2 separate regions of the Homo sapiens genome follow, and region 1 is linked to region 2. The links are chromatin loops, found by intact Hi-C in ENCODE. Cell type or tissue: heart right ventricle. All regions are shown on one strand. Links, peaks and the distances in the headings refer to the core of each region. The heading gives the core; the rest is flanking DNA.

What was found. Hi-C counts contacts between places; a loop is a spot of excess contacts. Peaks named below come from ENCODE experiments on the same cell type or tissue, not always from the same donor. Only the 100,000 strongest peaks of a DNase experiment are listed, where the experiment ranks them.
Region 1: it touches region 2 in a loop (2.2-fold over the local background); 4 of 110 quality-filtered maps call a loop at or near these places.

What each region holds. Positions count from the first base shown.
Region 1 is chr5:114,177,684-114,190,094 of GRCh38, reverse strand. It overlaps a transcript of KCNN2 not described here. Among named protein-coding and RNA genes, the nearest start is that of KCNN2, 180 kb to the left of the region's middle. In heart right ventricle, for the core only: no CTCF peak of the experiment used is centred there; a DNase peak (open chromatin) is centred at 4,634; H3K27ac peaks cover 1,593 bases.
Region 2 is chr5:114,309,484-114,321,894 of GRCh38, reverse strand. It overlaps a transcript of KCNN2 not described here. Among named protein-coding and RNA genes, the nearest start is that of KCNN2, 46 kb to the left of the region's middle. In heart right ventricle, for the core only: a CTCF peak has its summit at 5,544 (motif pointing right); no DNase peak of the experiment used is centred there; H3K27ac peaks cover 2,328 bases.

The DNA.
Region 1 (12,411 bases), core at 1,503-9,502, 130 kb after region 2:
ATATTTTATATTTTGATGAAGCCAAATTATCAATTTTTTATTTTTTCATCTTGTTTTAAAGAATTCCTTCCATGCTGTGATGTTATAAAGATATTCTTCTACATTTTATTTTTCTTTTGTTAACTTTTGAACTTTTGCTTTTCACTTTGAGATCTTTAATTCATCTGGAATTTATTTTGGTGTGTGCTATGAGGTAAAACACTGACTTTTAATATGGATAAGCAATTGTCCCAACACCACTTTATCCCCTACTGACTGGCAATGCTATTTTTATCACATTCCAAGATCCCATGTATGTGTGCGTATCTTTCTGGATTCTCTGTTCTATACTACTATAGACGTTTAAGTTCTTAATTTCACTGTGGCTTCATTTTATTTATAAATTGGAGATAAAATCATACCTATTTCATAGGATGCTGTGAGAATTAAACACACTAACATACACAAAGTGCTTGGAATAGTGCCTGATATATAGTAAGTAAAACATACGAGTTAGTTTTTCTGATGGTTACTTTTATGTATTTATGTGTTAATTTGATTGGACAACAGGGTGCCCAGGCATTTGGTCAAACATTATTCTGTTTGACAGGGTATGTCTGTGAAGCTGTTTTTGGACAAGATCAACATTTAATTGGTAAGCAGATTGTCCTCCCTAATGTGGGTGGCCTCAATCCAATCAATTAAAAATCTAAATAGAACAGGCTTACTAAGAGGGAACTCCTTCTGCCTGTTTTAACTGGGACATCAATCCCCTCCTGTGCTCAAACTGGAACTTACTCCATCAGCTCTCCTTGTTCTCAGGCCTTTGTACACAGACTGGGTTTGTACCATTGACTCTCCTGGGTCTCTGCCTGGCAGACTGCAGATCCTGGGACTTCTCAGTCTCCACAATCATGTAAGCTAATTTCTTATAATAAATCTTTACACACACACACACATACACACACACACACACACACACTATTGGTTCTATTTCTCTGAAGAACCTAGTACAGCCGTTATTAGTATATGTTTTTCTAATCACCAACACTACACTGTCCCAAAGATTCAACTTTGTATCACTTCCTGATTTCTAATAGAGCAAGTTTTTCCTTGCCTTAAAATTTTCCTCAATTCCTTGAACCTTCATTTTTCATATAATGTTTGGAATCAACTTTTCAAATTGCCAAAAACTCCCAAGGGATCTGAATCAGAAATGCACTGAGTTCATAGATTTGAGAAAAACAGATTTTACAGTACTGATTTCTCCTCCAGGAACAGGTTGTATACCCCACCACCTCCTTTTTTAGTCTTCTTTATATTTTTTCATATAATAATTTTCAACATGATGAACTTGTACAATTTCTATACATTTTTTCCCCAATTTATAGTTTTGGCACTATTATGAAAAAGATTTTATCTTACCATTTCATTTTTAATTAGTTATTGCATAAGAATTCTGCCAAGTTTTATATATGAATCTTGCATTCAAAAAGCTTGCTGAATTTTTTTATTAGTCTTAACAATTTATTTGTATGAACTCGGAATGTTCTGTACACTTTGTTTAGACTCCTGATGATAGCAGGTTTGCCTCTTTTTAAAAAATATCTTACGTATTTTCATAATTTTTATCTTTTTTGCATTGCCTAAGACTTCTATTAATATTTTCATACTGGCTTATTATCAATGCCCTAGCTTTTTGAGACACAGAAACATATATATTATACAGATAATATCTGTCTTCACTGCCCTTGGAACTATGCAATGAGAAATGAATGTGTGGCCATCTCTCTAGGTGTCTAGTGAATTGTTTTGATCTGAAAGAGTAATAAAATTTCTCTTACCTCCTCAAGAGGCCCAAATAGTTACAGCCAGGATTAGGTAGCTAGGTTAAAACCCTAAAGTGCCAGGAAGGTTGGAGTGCTATCTCCTGAAGTATTTACATTTCAAATGGTATGAAGTCCAAAACTTGAAGATATCTCTGGGTCTTAAAAGCCAGAGACGGCCGGGCTCAGTGGCTCACGCCTGTAATCCCAGCACTTTGGTAGGCCGAGGTGGGTGGACCACCTGAGGCCGGGAGTTCAAGACCAGCCTGACCAACATGGAGAAACCCATCTCTACTAAAAATACAAAATTAGCTGGGTGTGGTGGTGAGTACCTGTAATCCCAGCTACTGGGGAGGCTGAGGCAGGAGACTTGCTTGAACCCAGGAGGCGGAGGTTGCAGTGAGCCGAGATTGCGCCACTGCACTCCAGCCTGGGCAACAAGAGCAAACTCCATCTCAAAAAAAAAAAAAAAGAAAAAAAAGGGGGCCGGGCATGGTGGCTCATGCCTGTCAACCTAGCACTTTGGGAGGCCGAGGCGGGTGGATCTCGAGGTCAGGAGATTGAGACCATCCTGGCTAACATGGTGAAAACCCATCTCCCCTAAAAATATAAAAAAATTAGCCGGGTGCAGTGGTGGGTGCCTGTAGTCCCAGCTACTCAGGAGGCTGAGGCAGGAGAATCCCTTGAACCCGGGAGGCGGAGCTTGCAGTGAGCTGAGATTGCACCACTGCACTCCAGCCTAGGTGACAGAGTAAGACTTCCGCTCAAAAAAAAAAAAAAAAAGCCAGAGATACCATCTATTTACATATTAATAGCCCTTGGAAAGATATTTATATTCCAAAAGGTTAGGCCAGGAATCTAGGATACTTTCCATCAAATGAGTAAAAATATTTTTCTCTCCTTTCAGGAAGGAAAAGGGATGATTATCTCTCTCCCACCAATAAAAGGAGAACATCTATTGTTTTCCACCTCTTGCCTATAGTGTGTCAGTTTACTCATGTAGGAGATTTTTTCCGTCTAGTTTTAACTGTGTCATCCCAGGAGTAAGGCCTGCAGCAAAAGTGGGGTGGGGGTGGTGCAATGCACTTATTTAATATAAGGTAACAAATAACAAATCTGTCTCTCACCTAGAATACTTAACCAGTCATTTAGGATAAAATTAATAACTATGAATATTAAAAACTGACCAAATTAATAGATTTTTCTAATGTTATATCACTCTTACGTTTCTAAAGTAAACCTTAATTAATGATAATATATTTAATTTGAACCATTTATGGGGTGGATGTACCAACATTATATTTATGACTTCTTTACCATGTTCATAGGGAGATTATCTCGTGATTTTTATCTCTGTATTCCATCAAATTTGGTGTTAAGGTTATATTGGCCTTATAAAAATGGCTGGGTAGCTTTATCTTCTTTCTAACAGTTTATACAAAATATGTATCCTCTCTCCTTTGAAGGGTATTTAACATCTTCCTGAATACCACCTGAGCCTGGTGTCATGATCAAGGAGCTAAAATGGTAACTGATTACTAATCTTTGGAAGTTATTGTTTATTTCTTCTTAAGTCCATTTTTATCACGTATAATTTCCAAATAAATGGTCCATTTCACTTATGCTGTCAAAACTGTTATCATAAAGTTTATAGTAACAGTTAAGACCAATATGATTATCCTTATAAACTCCTAACTTCAGCACATAGGCACCTTCCTCATTTTGAATTAATTCTTGTATTTGGGATTATTTCATTCTTTTGTTTTTGAGCTCAGCCTTATTAAATAATTTATTAGTTCTGTTTTATTCAGCCTCTGGTATGTGTGGAATATCAATGATTTATTTAATACCTTACTTCCACAAATTGACCAGAAAATGGCACCTCATTTTTCTATCAGTTACTCTGGGTTTTGGGACCTTTTCCCAGCTTTTTATTCCAATTTCTGATGAGCTAATATAAGAAAATACCTAAGTACTTTCAAATATGATTCAACAATTTTACATCTAGATTTACGGGGATTGCCATACTATACCCAAATTAACAGGGCTATCTAATGACACCAAATTCTGAGCCAAAAAATGTTTACAAATATGTACTTATTTAGTATACTGGTCACAGAAATAAAGTGTAATTTTCCACTGAGAAATAACATTTAAGATTGCACACATTTCACAATTCCTCTAAGGAAAGAGGAAAGAAACTTACATTTGCCAGGAACTGAATAATCAATAACATGAAACATGAAAGATGCAGAGAAATGAACAACATAAATCAGAGTACACATATTCTGCTTTAAAAATTAAGGTCTCAGCTGCAGAGATCATCTAAACTATCACACACAAACCAAAATTCCCACTGTCTCTTCAATCCAATGATCATTATATTTCAGCCTGTTTCCAAAACAATAGTTTTCAACCAGATACAACCAACGTTTTAACCAAACCAGCTGATGAGCATTTCATAAGATTGTCCTAATGACAAGGCTCCTCCTTGTCATTAGTCAAATTCCTTGAATTCTGAGCAATCATGCAAATTTTGTTGGCAGATAAAATGCAACTTTCATTTCTCTACGTATCAATTACTGTTACAGGAATTTTCCTTAGTTCAGCTAAAGACGGGGTTCTTGTCTGTCCCACGGCCATGGAAATTTAGGCTCGCAGATGGTTTAAAGGGTGAGTACAGCAGGGTTTTATTGGGTGAGAAGGAAAAAGATAGGGAAAACAGGGATCCTCCACAAGGCCAGAGTTCCCTGCTAGAGCGCTTCCTGCCAGCCATTTGAATCCCACGTTCCACACAGGAAAAGGAGAGGCCGGGCTCCTCCCTGCTGCAAATGTCATGAACTTCCTGAGGCTCCGCCTCAGTGGGCAGGCTGGTTGGAGTTTCTCCAGGGAACCCCTCCCATCTGGCTGTCTCATTACTGTCTTACGTTTCAAGATTTTCATGTTGTCTATAATGACACTGACATGTAAGGATGGGTATATTCTTAGATCTGATAATTATGCTTAAATTGATTTTGCAAGAGGAAATACAGGAAAGGTAAAATAATTTGCAGTAAAACATATACATCTAGATAATGGCAGAGCAGGCCTTGAACTGAGTTCTACTTACTCCTAGTTCTACACTTTTCCTCTCTTTCCTTTTAACCTTTTTTAACTTCAGAATCACCTAGAGGACATTGCAACTTTCTCATAAGGGTTAAAAGCTCCACTATTCATCAACAACCAAGAATTTTTCTAAAACCTGAAATAAAGGCTTACATTGCAGCACTTCATTTAAACACCAAAAACAGCCTTGCTAGAATTGTGTAGATTTATGGCTACTTATAATTAAAACTTATTTGTTGTAAACAAGACAGCTAAAATGATTACGCTTTAAATGATACACAGACATGTTACAAAAACAGAATAAATTTGTACTTAGTGATACTGTACCTATTATAAAACTAAGTCCAAAAGGAGTTGTATTAGGGATAATCTGAAACCTCAGAAATATTGTTTACATGGTAAGCGAAAGGGGGCAATTAACTAACATTCCTTGAGTGCCTACATTGTGGCAGGAGAGTGGTAAGCATTTTGCATCGTTTATCTCATTTAATCCTAAAATAAAAAAGAATCACTATAACCTCACTAGTTTGTTATTCTGACTTAATCTTTAAAATATCAGCATATATTTTTAAATATAATCCAGCATTCTTAACACTAAAGCCACAGGCAAATTTGATGAAAATGTCATAGCAAAAGGCCATCCTATAATTATAAAGTATAACTCATAATAAGCATGACAAACTTTTCTGAATAATTATGAAGAGATGGCATAATGCTTGTTAATTACTGCAGAATTTGCAATCTCAACATCTTTTAGCTCCATTTTTCTTTCTACATATCTTTTTATGATATTTTGATTTAAGTCACTTTATTTCCCCAACACTGCCAGGAATTTATCAACCTTGCTGCCAATCTGATAATATTTTTAGATTTTAAGTTATAGAATCACTTTAGAATTCCCCACCAGTAAAAGCATTTCCAGTGCTGTAGGGCAGTCCTAATCACTTGCAGCACTGATTTATCAGCTAGGCATGTTTTGAGAACACTATGATACTGAGTCCTTTGTAATTAGTAAAGTGTGCTCTTCGCCTTTCACAGTACTTGGAACAAACTTAAACATCTAAGTAACTTAAAATGCTGTAGAAAAGAATAGGGAAGAGGAAGTGGGCAATATGATTCAGTGCAAAGAACACTGGACTAAAAGCTATTAGACCTATGTTCACATTCTAACTCTTGCATTATCAAGGCATATATCTTTCAGCATTTTATTTTAATTTTCTAGGATTTAATTATTAAACTCAATGTCCTGATTTTCCACCTTTAGAACCTATAAAAAGATGAGCAAAGCAAATTCAAAATAGATAGAAAACAGAAAACAGCAACAATCAGAAAAAAATAATAAAACAGAAAACAAGCAAACAGAAAAAGCTTAAAGCCCTAAAGGTTGGTTATTGGAAAAGATCAACAAAATTCTGAATCCCTAACTAGTCTGATCAAGTTAAAAAGAAAAAAAAAAAGGAGAGTACAACAATTACCAACATCAGAACTGAAAGGACTTATATAAATACAGATCCTACAGAAAATAACTAGATAATAAGAGTATATTATGAATAATTTTACACTGCAAATTCAACACTTACATGAAATGGACAGATTCTTCAAATATACAACTTACTAACAGTGACAAAAGATGAAGCAGAGAATCTATTTGTATATCTATCAAGAAATTGAATTCAGAGTTTAAAACTTTTCCACAGAATAAACTCTATGCTAAGATAGTTTTTCAAGAATTTTCTCAAATATTTTTAAAAGTAACAACAATAATCTTACACATATTCTCATAAAACAGGAAAGTGGGAAAAATTTCCAAACAGTTTATGAAGGCAGCATAATCCCAATATTAAAAAATGACAAATTTATTCCAAAAAGAAAACTATGGACCAATGACAGTCATGAACTTAGGAAGAAAAAGTCTTTAAGATATTAGCATACATAAAAATGATAAGATTTCATGCCAAGTGAGGTTTATTCCAGAAATGCCAGATGGATGTAACACTTAAAAATAAATCAATGTGATTCACTCTATTAAGATTATAAAGAATAAAAGCTTCATGATCATTTCAATAGATGAATAAAAATATTTTACCAAATTCAGCATCTGTTCATGATTAAAAATAAAATCCTCTCGACAAGCCAGGAACAGAAAGTAAGTTCCTCTCCTCAATCTGATTAAGACATCTATAAAAAATCTACAGCTAACATTTTATTTAATGATGACATATTAATGCTTTCCCCTATGTTGTGAAAAAAGGTAATGATATTCACTCTCAAAACTTCTATTCAACATTGTGCTGAAATTGTAGCCATTGCAATAAAATAAGAAAAAATAATGAAATGCAAGCAAACAGAAATAAAGAAGTAAAACTATCACTATATGCAAATGATATAATTGTTCACATAGAAAAATCTATAGAATATAAAAACTAGAAACCAATTGATGAATTTAGCAAATTTGGAAGATACAAGGCTAATATATAAAAATAAGTTGTATTGTTACATATTTGCAGCTAACAGTTGGAATATGAAATTAGAAAAATAGTTCTACTTACAATTGTGCAAAAACACATACAATATTTAGAAATAGGTTTAGGAGAGATCACAAAAATCCTCTATACTAAAAACCACCAAAGATGGCTGAAAGAAATTCAGGTAACCATAAATACATGAAAAAATATATAATGTTAGTGGTTGGAAGGCTCAATATTGTTAAGATGTAATTACCTCTCTATGAAGTCAATGAAATCCCCATGATAATTTTCAGTTATTTTTGTGAAACTGAAGACATGATTCTGAATTTTATATGGAAATATGAAAAAAATACATCTCATATCCACATTTTAAAAGATAAGGTTCAAGGACTTACACTACCTAATTTTCAGGCTTACTATAAAGCTAGAGTAATAAAGACATATCAGCAGGCAGGATCAACAACTAGATCAATGAAACAAAGAAGTAGAGAAACTCAGAAGTTTCTACTAGATCAAAGTAGAGAACTCAGAAGTAGATTGATAATTCTAAAGTCATTTGAGTTTCTGCAATGAATCCAAAGTAATTTAATGCAGGAAGAAAAGAGTTTTCAGTAAAGAGTCCTGAAATAAATGGATATCCATATTTTTAAAAATATCAAATCTAACCCACACCTTACATACACAAAAATTAATTTTTTTTTTTGACACAGCTTCTCCCTCTGTTGCCCAGGCTGAAGTGCAGTGGTTTGATCTCTGCTCACTGCAATCTCCACCTCCCGGGTTCAAGTGACCCTCCTGCCTTGGCCTCCCTAGTAGTTGGGACTACAGGCGTGCGCCACAACGCTGGGCTAATTTTTGTATTTTTAGTAGAGACGGGGTTTCACCATGGCCAGGCTGGTCTCGAACTCCTGACCTCAGGTGATCTGCCCACCTCAGCCTCCCAAAGTGCTGGGATTACAGGCGTGAGACACCACACCCTGCCCACAAAAATTAATTTGACATGGACATAGATCTAAACATAAGAGCCAAAATTATAAAAATATTTCGAAGCAAACATAAAAGAGTACCTTTGCAACACAGGAAACAGAAAACAACAATCACAAAATAAAAAAATTGATAAATTAGACTTTATTAAAATTTAAAACTTTGACTAAAAAATATATCATTAGGAAAATGAATACCCACATATTCAATACAAGGAGAAATTAATGGGCAAATATCTGCTGTCCAGAATGTGAAAGAACTCATAATTCAGTAATGAGAATATAACCAATCCAAAAAATAACAGCAAAGTATTTGAAAACACTTCACAAAGTAAGACATATGCATTGCCAATAAGCACATTAAAAACTATTCAATATATTTATCCATCAGTGAAATGCACATTAAAACCACAAGGTGATACTACACATACAAAACAGAATGGCTAAAATTAAAGACTCACGAGAACAAACACTGGCAAGAAAGTAGATCACTTGAACTCTCATAAAAATGATGCAACCACTTTGGAAAAATGGTTGGCATTTTCTGGAAAACTAAACCTACATCTACCCTATGACCAAGCAATTTCAGTACTAGGTACTTAAGAGAAAAGAAAGCACATGTCCACAAAAATACTTGCATGAGAGTATTCATAACAACTTTATTCACAAAAACCAAAATGGAAACAGCCAAGGTAGCTCTTAATAAGAAATTAGATAAACATAAATATACATGATGAAATACTACTTAAGAATAAAAAAGAACCAACTACTCATACATGTAACAACATATGTCTGAATCTTAAAAACATTATGCTGAATGAAAGAAGCATTATACAAAAGAGTAGATAATTGTATGACCCATTTGATATGAAGTTCTAGAACAGGCAGAAATAGTAAGACAAAATCAGATCAGTGGTTGTCTCTGAGGAGTTTGTGAGAAAGTTGACTAGGAAGGGGGCTGAGGGAACTTTTTGCAGTGATGGCTATAGTCTGTATTGTATTAGGGGTTTGGGTGGTTTGACACAGAATTGTCACAAACCCTCAGTTGCAGTATCTACAAAGCTCATAAAGCAAGTGGCAATTAAACAAGGTATGCCAGTATCTACATACATATATATGTATAGATAGCCAAATTATTCTTTGACATTAATATAATAATAGATAATAAAAAGTATTTTTGCATAGAATGGCTTTTATTTAAAAGATTAGAATTCTTATATTTTTCTTTTAAAAGTATTATTAAAATAACACAAGAAGTTGATTAAAAGCAAAGCCCTCAAAATTCAGCACTTTTATAGTGTTAACTATAAACACAGAGGCAAGAAATTTAAGGAAGAATATAATTGTTAGGGTTATAAATATTGTCTGAAATGTATTGCTAACTGTAATTGTGACAATAAGGGTATAAAACAAGTCTTAAATACAGTAATTTCAGTTGTGTACAAAATGAGACTCGGTAGTAGTGACTGAAGTTCTGGGTAGAGAAGATCACGAGCTCAAATTGAGATTCAAAGAAAAAAAAATGTCTATATGGATTTTGGAGGTAGGAACCATAGCCCAAGTATGAAGAATTTGTCAACTCAAACTGTCTTACCACTCATTATTGAACGTTTAACTTATAATCCGTTTTGTCTTGTTATATTTGTCCACAGAGTGCACCCACCCTCGTGCTTCAGGGAAAAGACATATGGCCAATATCCCTTGACCTATAGAAGTCATGTTCAATTTTCTTTAAAAATACATTTAATAGGTTGAAGCAAAGGGGGAAAAATCTAGGATTAATAAAATAAAGATAAGTGGCTGTAAATGTTTCTTGTGTTTTATTTCTCTAAATATTTTAAGCTTCTTGAAGATAATATCCATACTTTCTATTCTTTGCATAGTCTCTATCACGGTGTGAGAATGCGGTATTTGATTTCAAAAATGTGTTTAATTAAGACGAAAAATTTAAAAACTACTATATGGCTGAGTCTTATTTTAAGGTTTTAAACGCTCTACTGTGAGGAAATGGGTGGCTAGTGTTGCTGTGGGAGTGATGATTGTGCCTGGAGAGGTAAAAATAAACCAAAGAAAGCTTTAGAAAAAAAAAAGTTTGACATTTTCTTTCAGAAGTCCAAACACTGTCTAAAAGTAGACAGGGAAGTTTCCCAAGATAAGAAAAGGAGAGTATAATGAAAGGAGCATGGGCTCTTTACCTACTGACTGGCTCAGTGACCTTAGGCTTGTTCTTGACCCTGTGCCTCTACTTTCTAAATGGAGATAATAACCTTTGATTGAAAGCACAATGAGGAGGAAAAGTGGAGGTACTCTTGTTCTCTCCTTTCTTTCTCTTATATCACTCTGGGGAAAGCAAGCTCCCAGGCTGTGATCAGCCCTACGGAGAAGCACATGTGGAAAGGAACTGAAGCCTCCAGCCAAAGCCAGCATGAACAGAGGTGTGACAACAATCACTTGAGTGAGCTTACAAATAAATTTTGTAGCTCTGTAAGCCTTGAGATGACTGCAGCTCCAGCCTACAGCTTAATTAAACGTTGGGAGAGAATCTGAGCTGGAACCATTTAGTTAAGCCATATCCATATTGCTGACCATCAAGAACTGTGAGATAATAAATAAATACTTGTTTTTAAACTGATGAGTTTGGGCCCAATTTGTCACATAGCAATGGGTAACTAATACAGTTCCCCAAGTTTATGTTCCACCAAATGAATTCTGTCTTGGAGGGATCTCAAAAAGCCTACAGATGCTAATGTCTTTGCATTCAAAGTCTCCAGGGGCTAGACCATATTCATATTCCCTCTTAAACTACAAACAGATTAAGAAAAGACTGAAGGTCACAGGAAAGCTAATTTACTTGCCAGGTATTTCTGCTCTTAACTGAGAAAATATGTCAACCCAGACATCAAAGTGCAATTTAAACTGAATACATTCACATGATCCGGCCTCCTTAGCAAAATGACAAATGAAACCCTAACTCTATGACTAACCTTAATTTTAGAGTGAGATAAAATGCAATGGGAAATTAACTGCTTTATTCTTGGAAGTGTTAAACAGAAGCACTTAAAAATATCAAAAGAATAGTGTTACATAAAATGAAGAGGAGCCCCACTAAAAGGCTAAATGAATTGAAGTGGGAAAATTATGCATTGTAGAGGTTCCTATTGCAAGGGAAATAAACAGAGATCAGGCTTTGGAGAGGGAATGGGTAATTCTATCTGGAATTTGTCACCTACAGTTTCTGATAATCTTCCAACAGCTTTGAAAATGTGTGTACTTCCATAGAAACTGACTATCTTTAACAAGCTTGACCACATACAGTTTTTCCTGAAATGTAATATAATTACATAGCTGAGCTGTGTGTGAATTTATCTTCAGATGGACACATTCTACCACCAGATGAAGTAAATCAGATCAAAGTGGAAAGGAACTGCCAGATGGCAGTTTATGGAACTCTCATTTGGCCACCTTCCATTTATTTATTATATTTTTTAAGTTATGGGAAAAGCTGAGCCTTTATAGAAGTCAGAATACACATGCAGTGGGAAGTCTATACATTTCTTATTTAATTACTGATGAAAATGTAAAAAACATTTTACTGATTTATCTCAGCATGTTTTATTATCTTCATTTTCTTCCTTGGTGGAAAGGAATAGGCAGTGAATAGGAAGAATACAAAAAGATATCACATTTAAGAAGACGTTCATTGTCTTTCATGACTAAATTAAAAACAATGTCATATGATAAAATTACAAGGCACTCAAACTTAAGACAGGCGTAACACAGGTTTCTGAATTTGGGTCTTAACATATGCTGTTTTACAAAGACCTCAAATCTATTTTTATTTTTATTTGATTTAATCCGATGTCTAATTGATCAAAATGGTTTGTTTCCTTTTCTTGTCTTTCCTCTTTTCCTTAACTGAGAAGATAATGTCTTAAATTAAATTTAAAACAGAATACTAGGATTGCAATGCCTTGATTAATTACCTCATACTTTAACTTTCAAAGTTATTCTAGATTTTCACAGTTAGCACAATTTTAATTAAAGTACTCT
Region 2 (12,411 bases), core at 1,602-9,601:
GCAGATCACCTGAGGTCACCAACATGGTGAAACCCCGTCTCTACTAAAAATATAAAAATTAGCCGGGCATGGTGGCACGTGCCTGTAATCCCAGCTACTCAGGAGGCTGAGGCAGGAGAATCACTTGAGCCCAGGAGGCAGAGGATGCAGTGAGCTGAGATCATGCCATTGCACTCCAGCCTGGGGGACAGAACAAAGACCCCCTCTCAAAACAAACAAACAAACAACAACAAAAAAAAAAAACAAATCCAGTGAACATTATACCTGAGAACTGATGTAAGAGATGGCAAGAGGTCCATTACAAAGAGGAAACAATGAAGGATTTTTCATGGTTGAGAACATTGGAATTTACCCTTCCTTCCCTGTGCTTTCATTTCCTGCCACCAAGTCAAGTGAGGGGGCTCCAAGAGAGCTACTTATAGACAAAAGAGTTGTATTCCAGATGAGGAGATCTGTATATCCTTCAACCCCCAACCTGCACCACAGTTCCTGAGCTTTTAGAAACATGTAGACCTGCCCCATGCTGCTACCAGAAGATGAAGGGCACTAAAGAGTTCTTAGCAGAGCTTGGGAGTCTTGGAGTTTGGGGGCACACATGAACACAAGACTCCTTATATAGAGAAGATTAAGGTGAAAAATTGAGTAGAACAAACCCTCAATATAAGGTAAGGAGAGAGAAGAACAATGGGGGTAAATTGTACTTCTATGGTTTGGAAAAGCAAGACTTCCCCAGCAATCAACTCAATGCTAAGAAGGTACCTGGGTTCAAAGGCATCCTAAAAGGACCTCTCTATGCAAAGACGTGGGAAACAATTGTAGAATTGAGTGAAATGGCTAATGTGTAAGCTACTTTTCTTTCTACCCACAGGGACAGCAGGAGCATGGGAGGATTCTAAGGGCTCAGCTGGAGCCTTTCGCATTCCATCAGAGATCTGTGCAATGTGGGGACATCAGAGATCTGTGGATGGGGTATTTCCTCTTGAACCTCATGAAAAAGCTAACATTTCAATGATTTCCATGACAGGATACTTGACAGTTAAAAGAACTGAAAAAGATAGCATCAACTAAAAACAAACAAACAAACAACACTATTCTTTTACCTGTCACTATCTCTATCCTTATGCTTTCTCTGGAATGAATGGAGAAGAAGATACATGAAGGATGGAGAGGAACAAACCATGCACCCTACCCCTCCAAACCTGCTTGTGGGATCACTAGTTGGGCCAGATCTGGTGGAGAGGGAGGGGCTTGGGATTGGATGAACATTTTTTTTTTTTTTTTGAGACAGAGTCTCGCTGTGTCACCCAGGCTGGAGTGCAGTGGCGCGATCTCGGCTCACTGCCAGCTCCACCTCCCGGGTTCACGCCATTCTCCTGCCTCAGCCTCCCGAGTAGCTAGGACTACAGGTACCCACCATCAGGCCTGGCTAATTTTTTGTATTTTTTAGTAGAGACGGTGTTTCACCATGTTAGCCAGGATGGTCTTGATCTCCTGACCTCATGATCCGCCCGCCTCAGCCTCCCAAAGTGCTGGGATTACAGGCGTGAGGCACAGCACCCGGCCTGGATGAATGTTTTCTTTAAATTGGACTAAAATTTTTTTTTAACCCTCACTAATCTAATACCCTGTAGAACCAAAAAAAGGTCTGGGACATGGCTGTGATAACATCCAGACCCAAGGAAGGACAGGGTATGTTGATTTTACTCTATGAAATTCACCCATTTAATACATCAGTTATATGACTGTACTCGAATCTTTTCCTGTTTTATGATTACTCATTCATGTTTGGGGATATGAAGAAGGGGATCTGTTTCTATTTATGTGTTAAAATTTCCATTTTAAAAAAAGATGGTGGAGTAACAATGGGTAAACATTTTGTCCACAATTCCCATGAGCTTCAAGGAAGTGAAACAGACAACTGAAAATAGAAGTCTTTCTCAGAGCTCTGTATCAAAGGAAACACTGGATTCCTTCCTTTGACTAACAACCAGGAAGAAAATGGAGAGTTTCTGTAAGCAGATTATATGAGTCACAATTAGCACATAAAAATATTATAGAATGAGACAGCATGTGATGGGACAAAGCATCTTTGATTTGAACTTACCTTAATAAAAGAGAAAAATTTGACATTTTGGCATAATAATGAAACATTATCAAGCATTATATCTTACAGTGTTTGATTTAGAAGCGAGGAGCAATTGTGTTATATTACATTCAGATTAACCTGGATGTGCAACTTAAGTCAGACTTTTGCCTGAATATATAAAGATTTATTTATAATAACCATGGCAAAGGAGTAGAGATTTACATATAAAACAATGATTTTCTAGTAGCAACTCACCTCAGCTTTAAATATATTTATGGGCATAAAACCATCCTCCTTTATCACTCTGAGCTTCAGGCTGTATTCTAAATTGCTATATATGACAGAGTTCATTTCTATGATGAATTTCCACTGTGCTGAGGCAAACAGCCAACTGATGACAGAAAGGCAGTACCAAAGGCTGGGTATGAACTGCACGGAGATATACCTGTGTAGCTTCTGCTTTCTCTGTCTTCATAGGGCTCTTCAGGGAAACAGCTCATCCCCTTAAGAAGCCTCCCTGCAGGGAGATTCAGGGTAGACACAGCAATGGAGAGGGCTGGAAGAACCTCAGTGTGCAGATAAGACCAGTGGTGGGAAACTGACTGTAAGAAGGGGCCAGTGGACTTAGCTGCTTTCCCGCTCAGAATATGAAGGCCATCCTTAATCTATTTTGTCTCCCCTATTCTTGGTAATCACTCAGTCTCTGGGTGGGAATGAGTATATTCCTGAATATACCCCTTAGCCTCAGGATTTATACAGAGGTCTGTGTACGTTGGGGGCACAGAAGAAAGAAGAATGAATGATAAAATCGCAGAGTGGCATGGCTGATGTCTCACTCAGTATCTTTGAGCCTCAGTTTACCCACAGTTCAATCACCACTCTCCAATGTCTTTTTCAGCTGTAATACTGAAATAGTTCAGTGAGAATAATTAAAAGGAACACAATCAAAATATGAACATAATACATGCTTATATAGGAAACAAGATTTCCCAGAAGCATAATCCAAGGATTATGGAAGAACATTTATGAAGGAAGAGAATCTAAACTGTAACTATGATTTATACCCACAGTGTATAAATTTAGTCAGTGAACCCTGAGTAAATCTAGATTACAGAAAGAATGTAATTACAGTGCCTGCCAGCCTGTGAACAATAATATGGTATAATAAATTATACATAATAATTATATATGAATTATCATATACAATTATGTATTCTTATATAATACAAAATTACATTATGATATTATCATTGTTATGATAAGTGTATGATTATATATAGTGGTATAATATAGTACAATATAGCTACAGTTCATACATTATCAGAAGTTTCAACTTTTTCAGATCTGGGGTTATAAATACATACCTTAAACAAGATATATACTCTATTAATACGTATGTAAGTGGCCATCCTTCAGATTTTACTAGGAAAAAAATATTTTTGATGAGAACATCAAACAAACAACAATGAGTGGTAATAAGGATTTGACAATGGTAATAAGGATTTGATAATATTCCAAAATAAAGTATGGGTAAAATCTGAAGGTAGGGCACTTAGAGAACCTGTCTTTAAACTGTATTGCCTTTTCCTTAAAACACAGCATTATCCTGCCTAAGCAAAAAGGAAACTAAACTAATAAGCATCTCCAGAAAGTAGAAATATAATGAGTCCAACTGAAGAGCAGACAGGAGATGAGTAGGACAGTGTCAGGTAAAGAGCAGACAATCAGTATAGTGCAGAGATGGAACAAAAAAACACAGGGAATGTGAATGGACTTATCCTTCTAGTACACCATAATAAACATCCACGTGTACTGTTGATCTGTTGCTTTCGTTTGCTCATTATCCCTGCCCCCTCCCAGTCCCTTATCTCTTATCTCTTCAGTGCTTTACAACTCATTTCATAGTCATACTTGTGCTGCCGTGAAGATGGGCAGGCACGTTGCCTGCGGCAGGCAGTCGCTAAGAAACATGCCCATTTTGCTAAATATGTGAGTATTGTAGAATTTAGCATAATGGCTAATGTGTAAGCTACTTTTATTTCTACTGGTATTTCATCTCTTTGCTCTGAATTGTCACCTGAGTTCTCCTGTGACATAGGATCTACTTCCAAAATTCCTCCTCACTCTAAGACTTTCTGTAGCACATAACTCATGGAGGTGCAGGACTCTTCAGAATGGTCAACACCACCATGAGAAAGCTACAGCCAAAAACAGAGGAGGGAATGGGATCAGAAAGTCCCCCAAAAAATGTAAGTCAGAAAGAGGTTAATTTCCAGATAAAACAGATTTGAGATCAACAAGTATAGTCTAAGAAAGAATGGATGATTTTTGCTATCATTGCACACTTTAAACAATGAATAATATAATTGGCATGAGCGATTTCAGATATTTTGATTAAGAAGCTGGGATCTCTGAAGTCAAAGTTACCTTGTGAGGGGTTGCCTAAACTAAAAGTGAATTAGAAAAGGCAAGCCAACAAGACACTGCAGGTCCGACGATATAAGCTTTGTAAAAAAGTGTATTTCCTTAAGATAGGCTTGAGACATTACAAAGCTGGCTTCCTGAAAAAAAAAAAAATTGGATCAATAAGCTTCCAAATCTCTATAGTCCAGACAAGGCTCTATTTTCTTTTTATTTTTCCAAGATCTCAAGGGGCCATGGCTCAAAAGCAGAAAGTTATAGTAATAGCATAGGGCCAGTAGAAGTTCACTAGGAAGAGAGATGAAGGAATTGAAGGAAGTGAAAAAAAAATCTGGGAAAAAGCTGCAAGGATGTCACTCTGCTGAAAAGCCCCTTCTGGAAAGCACTTGCTGATCTCAAAGGGCCTTAGCATGAGCTCAAGGTTTGGAATTTATTCCATAATCATTTACCAAATGACTGCAGTTTTCAAAGAACACCCTGGACTGTTCCTTTCCTTGCCTTTTTCTTGTGCATGTGGACTCAGGTATGACTGACTATACTTATATTCACAGATGAGTACAGATGGCCAGACCTGAGTCCATACACACACATATATGCCTTAATATTATAACTGCATTAGAGCGTGTTTTAAATCATGGCTGGACTAGATAGCGATATGTATTAATGATTTAGAGATATGGTTTTGTAATATGACTGATTGGGTTACATTTTTCATATGCATTTATTTTGGGGACCATGTTAACAGCTTTTCATACACCATTATTCCTGAGAACTCTGGGTTTCTGAATCCAGAATAACACAGGATCAAAGTGAAACTATTATTCAGCAATTCCTACTGCTGGAAAAGTACCCAACAATTGTGTATCTGCGGGTCTGCTTCTCCCCAGCTGGGCAATGTTGAGTACAATACCTAACTTCTTTGAGCCTACACGTTGGTATCTGTAAATCAAGGGCGTTAAGCTAGTCTAGCGGTTTCAAAATCTTGTTTTCTGAAGTCTTAAGTTTCCTCAGATGTATCTTAGCTACAAGCTCAGGGGCCAGGAGGGGGCTCCAGTGACCTTTGATTCTAAGAGAATAGTTTTGCTTCTATTTGTCTTATATTTTGGGACTCTGTACAGGATGTCATGGGAAAAATTATTACTAAAAATAAATTTATAACAATCCACACCTATTAATTTTATAAGGTACCATGCTGCATCTCCTATAAGTCAGAAGAGCTCCTGGCAATTTAATTTAGGGGCTCCTGATAGATGGAAGATATGCTAAAACAGGTTACAACACACACACTATATGCGTGTGTGATGAATATCTTTCAGTGCTGTGTTTCTTATTGCTGCATGAGTAAACTTATTTCAAGATAGTCTCTCAATTTGAGGTTCCTTGGTAAATACAAGGCCCAGACCAAATGGTTTTTTTTGCCTCCTTCCAACTCCCATCCTCAGGACAATATCTGATTCCTAACAGCTTCCCTACTCTATATCTCAGCATATCTTAGGTAACTCTGCTTCTAGGATTTGAATGTTCCAATAAGGTCACTCCACAGAAAGGCTTCTCTATCAAGGACCCAGAGAACTCCAAAGTGCTTTTTATCTGTTTCTATTACATATTTCTTGATATAACCTTTAAAAAGTATGTTAACAGGGTTACTCTATTTCAATAAACACATCATTTCAATAAGCAAAATATTTGACTAACCCAAATCCAACAAATCCAACAAAATAAAGAAATCTGGATAGTTCTCTGAATTTTCTGTAATGGGAGATGACAACTATGCCTATATGTAATCAATGTTAGTGATTTTGTGAAATGTGAAAATATAGTAAATTTATTTTAAAACCACTAAAATAAGTAATAAAATATGAACATGAATCACAAATAATAAGAATAGTCCACTTTTAAAACAGAAGTTTTATATATATATACACACACACACACACACACACACACACACACACACACACACACAGTTTCTGCCTTCCATGGGTGGTACACTCTAAACCTGCTTATTTTAGTGTGTTCCATGCTAGGCATTACACTTGTCTCTTTGGTATCTCTATAAAATAAATACGAGCCCTATATTTGCCCAGATATATCCAAAGAACCCAAACTATTAAGTACCTGTAACTGGTGAGAATGTTGCTTGAATTAATTGAATTCACCAGGTATAATAGTTTATGAGAAACATAACCCACAACACAACATACAAGGCCACAGAAGAACAGAAGAATGGAAGGTGCTCAAGTCTTCCTGGGACAAGGATGGTTGAGAGCAGTGAAGCACAGATTCTGGTTCCTGTTTGCTCCCAATATAAGAAACCTAGGTTGGAGTCACCATTACCATCAGATCCTGTTGATTTAGTAGCCTATGAATCAAGCTCAGCTGTGGATGAGGAGGCAGCAATCAAACCTCTGTGTTCTTGTTAGAGGAACTAGCCTCAGTGACATGCTCAAATATACTGGTTTTAGTTCATTTTGGCATTTGTGGATTTAACCCTCATGTTTAGAGGGTCCTCAAGAGCACCTTAAGGTCCATGCCATGTAGCAATTTATTGTTTTGTAAATGAATTAGTTTGAATCTTATGCTTCAAAGTGTAATGTGCAAGAAGGAGTCACTTGGCAAGTGAGTGGGCCTGGGTTATCTCTAAACAACTACACTTCAGGCTGGCTATTATTATTCTACACTTTGGCTGCCTGTACAATAACTTTTTGGTGGTAAAATTTATATTCTTTCTGAAAAGAAAATCTTCTGCTAGTTCAGTGAGGAAAATGAAGGGAAAATAACATAAGTAAAAGGCATGCTTCTCAGCCAGAAAGTAAAAAATTTTTAAAGTGAAAAGTTATATGAGAAATGGCAAAAATATAGAGAGGATTAAAAAGATCAGAGGTTGCCAGGGTTTAAGGGTGGGGAAAAGAGGAATAGGTAAAACATGGGACATTTTTAGGGTAGAAAAACTGTATGACACTGCAATGGTAAATATATGACATTACATATTTGTTAAAAGCCATAGAACAGTGCAACACAAAGAGAGAACCCTAACACACAATATGGACTTTAGTTAACAAAAGTGCATCAATATCAGTTCATCAATTGAAACAAATGTTCCACACCAGTGCAAGGTGTTAATAGCGAAACTATGCAGGGGGGAAGTGATATATAGGAACTCTGTGTGTATTTTCTGCTCAACTTTTTAGTAACCTAAAATTGCTCTAAAAATAAAGTCTATTAATTTTATTGAAAAGTTGTTAGGAGGCGGCTCCCACCTCATTTTGTTCATGTCCTATACAACATGAACAGCTACACAAAAACTGTAGAAACAAGAAAAGTGATCCACGAAATCATTTTAGTGAGTGCTACTCCCTGTGCCAAAGCTGTTGATCAAACCGAAAAAGAAACGTTCATCGAAGTTGATTAAGTAGTTATTTGGTTTTGTCAATAACAACAAAAAAACACTGTTTAACTAAAAAGTGATTTTAGAAGAAGCAAAAAGCCCGTAAAAACATTTCATGAAGCAACCAGTGAGACTTTGAGACTGATTCTTATGAATTACACTGACCTTTTCCATGAGTAAACTTTAGGAAGTATTCCATGCTATGAAATTAATAGGAGAGAACCACTTAGCTGCAAAAGCCTGTCTTCAGAGTTAAAGAGAGGAAACAGACATATATTAAAGGGAAGATGCCTTTTGCAAATGTGCTTATCCAAGAAGGAAAAAGATGATTTATAGTCTAAAGAGGCTGAAGGCAGAACATCTCCTTGGATATCTTGTAGATTGGCCCAGATCTCAGGGTCACCTTCCTGAGTGAACTGCTGTGACCAAACTTCGTGCTTCTGTGAGTACATTTCATCTTCATCTTCATCTTTGTCCACACGTCAGCACCTTTTTATCATCACTGTAGCAGTTTTGCTGATTTAAGTTACTAGCAAAAGAATATAATGTAATACAGGATTGAGCTTATTTTAGTTGCTGGCTTTGTTTCTGTAGCTATATACATACAAATGACTTAAGCTTGTACATCTAGAATTATTAAGGGTCTGAAGAGTTCAATTAAAATTTTCAGCTATAGTTAACTGTTGTGTGGAGGGGGGAATTAAATGTTCCTTGAAGTTAATAACTGAGGATTCTTGAAGACCTTGGGAAGATTCCCTTGTGAATGAGAAGGTCTACTTTAATTTGAAGGAGGTGACAATCTTCAATGTTCCAGCAGATGGAAACAGGAAAATGAAAAATCTATGGCTTTCAGAATAAATGTCTGAATGATGAAGCTAAATGTACAGTACAGGAGCCATGTAAGTGGGAGCCAAATGAACAAAAACAAAGGGAAAACATAACAGAGACTCAGACTAATATTCCTTTTTCTACAGAGATCAAAACAAGGTTCCAGAGAGGCAGGGTAGCTTATAAATATAACAGCAATACAGCAAATGAGAAAAACGTGTTTCTAGCTTAAAATGTAATTAACTAGGCACTGTGCAATTACTGACAACTTGTGTTTTCCAGTCTTATCACAGATCTTCCTTGGGCTACATATGTTACTGAGAAAATTAGCCATGTTACATAGCAATAACATTAAAGGCATCACTTTGAAAGGCAGCACATAAAATAAACATTGCCTTGAAAACTGGGAGGTTGCTAGGAAATTATGTCAAGTGCAATCCTCTCCAGTTATATCTGATTTTTCCATTTTATTTCTTCCACAATCATTAGGGCTTAACCCCTAGAGGAATTTACACAAGGATAGCTTACATACCTCTGCAAATACAAATTTTCCAGGGGTTGCATTCAACACTTAGAAGGGCTTAGACATTACTGCTAAGAATTTTGGGCAGAGTAAACTGTTCTGGAAAAGGGCAACACTTGGGTTCTTGACCATATGGGGGTTTGTACAAGAGAAGATGGACTAGGCTGGATCCATATATATATATATATATATATATATATATATATATATATATGTGTGTGTGTGTGTGTGTGTGTGTGTGTGTGTGTGTGTGTGTGTGTGTATCTCCTTTTTTATTTCACAGGATGAATCAAAGGAGAAATGTCTTAGGGGCAAGCCAAATCAAGTGATTTGAGTTATTTTAAGAAGTAATTTATTGCATTGGTTGCCAAATTGAAAATGCCTGGACAGCCTGTTCAAAAAGCCAGCAGCAGGAAGAAAAGAGATTGTTCCAAAAACTCACGCCAAGAAGCAAGAAGAGAGCTGGGGCAGCACCCCTCTTGTGAATTAGCATTACAATGGCCCTACTCACCAGGAGGCTCTGAAAGCCAGAGAGATTTCTCTTACCATGTCTTCTAAGAGCTTTCTTTCCATTCATTCTATCCACTCACTAGAGGTAGATCCCTGATTCACTGATATGAAAAGAAGTGGATAACAGGTAAATAATTCATAGTGAGGTTTGGATTTTCTTTCCATATTAATAGCTACTGTGTGTACTGCACTTTCAGAATCCAAAGCATTATTGCATTCCTCATTTTATTAGGCCTCATGGCGCCACATGAGATAGCATGAGTTTTCTCATTTATAGATGAGGAACTGAGGCTCAGAGAAATTGTAACTGGTCCAATCTTTCAAATACAGAAGGTGGCAAAGCAAGAACTTGAAAACCCAAATTGAATGTACTGAAATTGAAACCAAAGATTCATCTCTAATCTATGCAGAAAGACCTTATTAGTTACAACAGTAATAAACTGAGCATCTAGTAAATGGCTAGGTAAATGGCACCTAGCTCTGTGCTAGGTAGCCTGCACAAAAAGCTTGATAAAACCAAAGCAACTGAAAAGAGAAATCTTCAGATCAATGCAAGGCACAAAGTAGAAAGAGATGACATGAGAATAATTTTCTGAGAGAGAGGGAGCCTGCCAAAAACAGTGAAAATACATTTTTTAAAAGGAGAATTATAATTTCATCCAACTATAAAGGAAAAAGACTCTGCCAAGGGGAAGTCGCCAAATGCAGCCGTTTGCTGAATAGGTTCCACATCCATGGTTGTGGCTACTAAACTATTGAGCTTCTTATTTTATAAAGTAGTCATTGCTAGTAGAATCACTTTAATTTCCAGAATCTAAAGAGTAGCTTCATCAACACAAATGAGACAGTAAATGAAAGACTATTTTATTTACATTTTTACCTCTTTCTTCAAATATGAGAAATATGTCTGGACTAAGTCACTTTGAGCCAGTGCCATTATCTTTTTAGGAGGAAATTTACCAACACCTAATATTAAAAATATATATATACATGCTTGATGCAAAGAGACGCAAGGTCAGCTTAAACAAAGTTCACTTAGGTTTCATGTTAATATAAGCTTATCTCACCAAGTCACTGCCCAAATTTGCAGAAAACTAGATTCTCCCACCAGAAATTGTCCATTTCTAGGCTTGTATGAGGCAGGAAACTGTCAAGAGGCAGCAAAAGAGGGTAGACTTTGATGAATAAACTCAAATCATCATGATATATTGTACCTTAGATAGTGCTGTACCTCATTTCCTGGTACACACTCGCTCCCAGAGAAAGGGAAATGAGTTTTGCTTTTTAAAAACAGAACATTTTACTAGACACATGGAACAGAATTGAACAGACTCCCATTTCATATGGCCCACTTTGCCCTCAGCTTCCAACTGTGCTTAATACACAGGAAAGTGCAATTTTATCTGGCCATTTTCATACCAAGTGTCACCTTCCTAAGAACTTATAAATTACGAAATATTCCTGTCTAATACAGTCACAGTTCCTATGTCCTATCTCTCTGTTCATAAGTTCCCAGTTTTCTCTGAACATATTTTAAAAATGGTCATTTGAAAAAAAATTAACCTTTGGAGTACTTCAGTGGGGATCCTGCACAGTCCCCCAGAACTGTGTTTCTAAGAAAATGACACATTCTACAAATATTGAGCTATCCTGTGTTTATTATTCAAGTATCAGATACTTTTAGTTTATCTGGTCCTCACTTTAATGTGTTTAATTTTTTTCAATAGAGAAAAGGAAATTAAATGTATTACTTCTGCACTGCTAACCTGCTCTTTCACAAAGGCATCTCTGAAAGGCAGCCTTGTGTTTGTGTTGGTCACTCCATTAACCATGTGGAGTACTGGGGCGGGAGCACTGTGGTTTCTGTGCATCATGGTGGCTCCATCTCTCTCGTGGTCTCTCCCTCTCTCTCTTCTTTCTCTCTTGTGTTGGTATGCAAACACAGAAGGGCACTTTGGCAAGAGGTGGAAAGAAGGATTTCACTGGTGAAAAAGAATCTCACAAGGTGAAGAGAATATGAATTTGTAAAATTTGCACTATGATATGCATGGAACAATAACCTATGACAGTAAATTGTATGTGCTAGAGAAGAGGCACAAAAAGTTTTAAGAAGGGTTAGGTCCTGCAACTTGAGAGGAGTAAGGAAAGTCTTTTGTGAAATAAACTGCATTTGGGTTGAAACCTGAAGGACAGCAGAGTTGTTCTCTCCACCTGTTGCCATTCCACCTCTATTTTCGTCTTTCAAAATCCAACCTATCCCTTCAGGGTTCAGTTTGGACTCTAGACTATCTGTAAACCCATTCCCAATGTCACACCTGTACCTGTTCATATTTTCTTTTCACTCTTTGAGCCAGGAGTCACTTTGCACTCCACTATGGCATTCATCATACTCATATTACACCTGTCTGTGTGTTTTATGGTTGACTCTCCTAGATAGCTAGTTCTTCCCCACTTTCCATATCCCTGTTAGCACCTAGCCTGGCATGAATGATAGGTCCCCAGTGGGTCTCTCTGACAAATGAATTAATGACTTTATCTGCCTTTGTCTTCATTACATCCACAGGCCTGTAGTGTCACTTGCCTGCCTTTCCTATAGAGGAATGATCTAAACAATTGTTGCCTCATGTCTCCTAATATTTGAGGAAAATACATTAA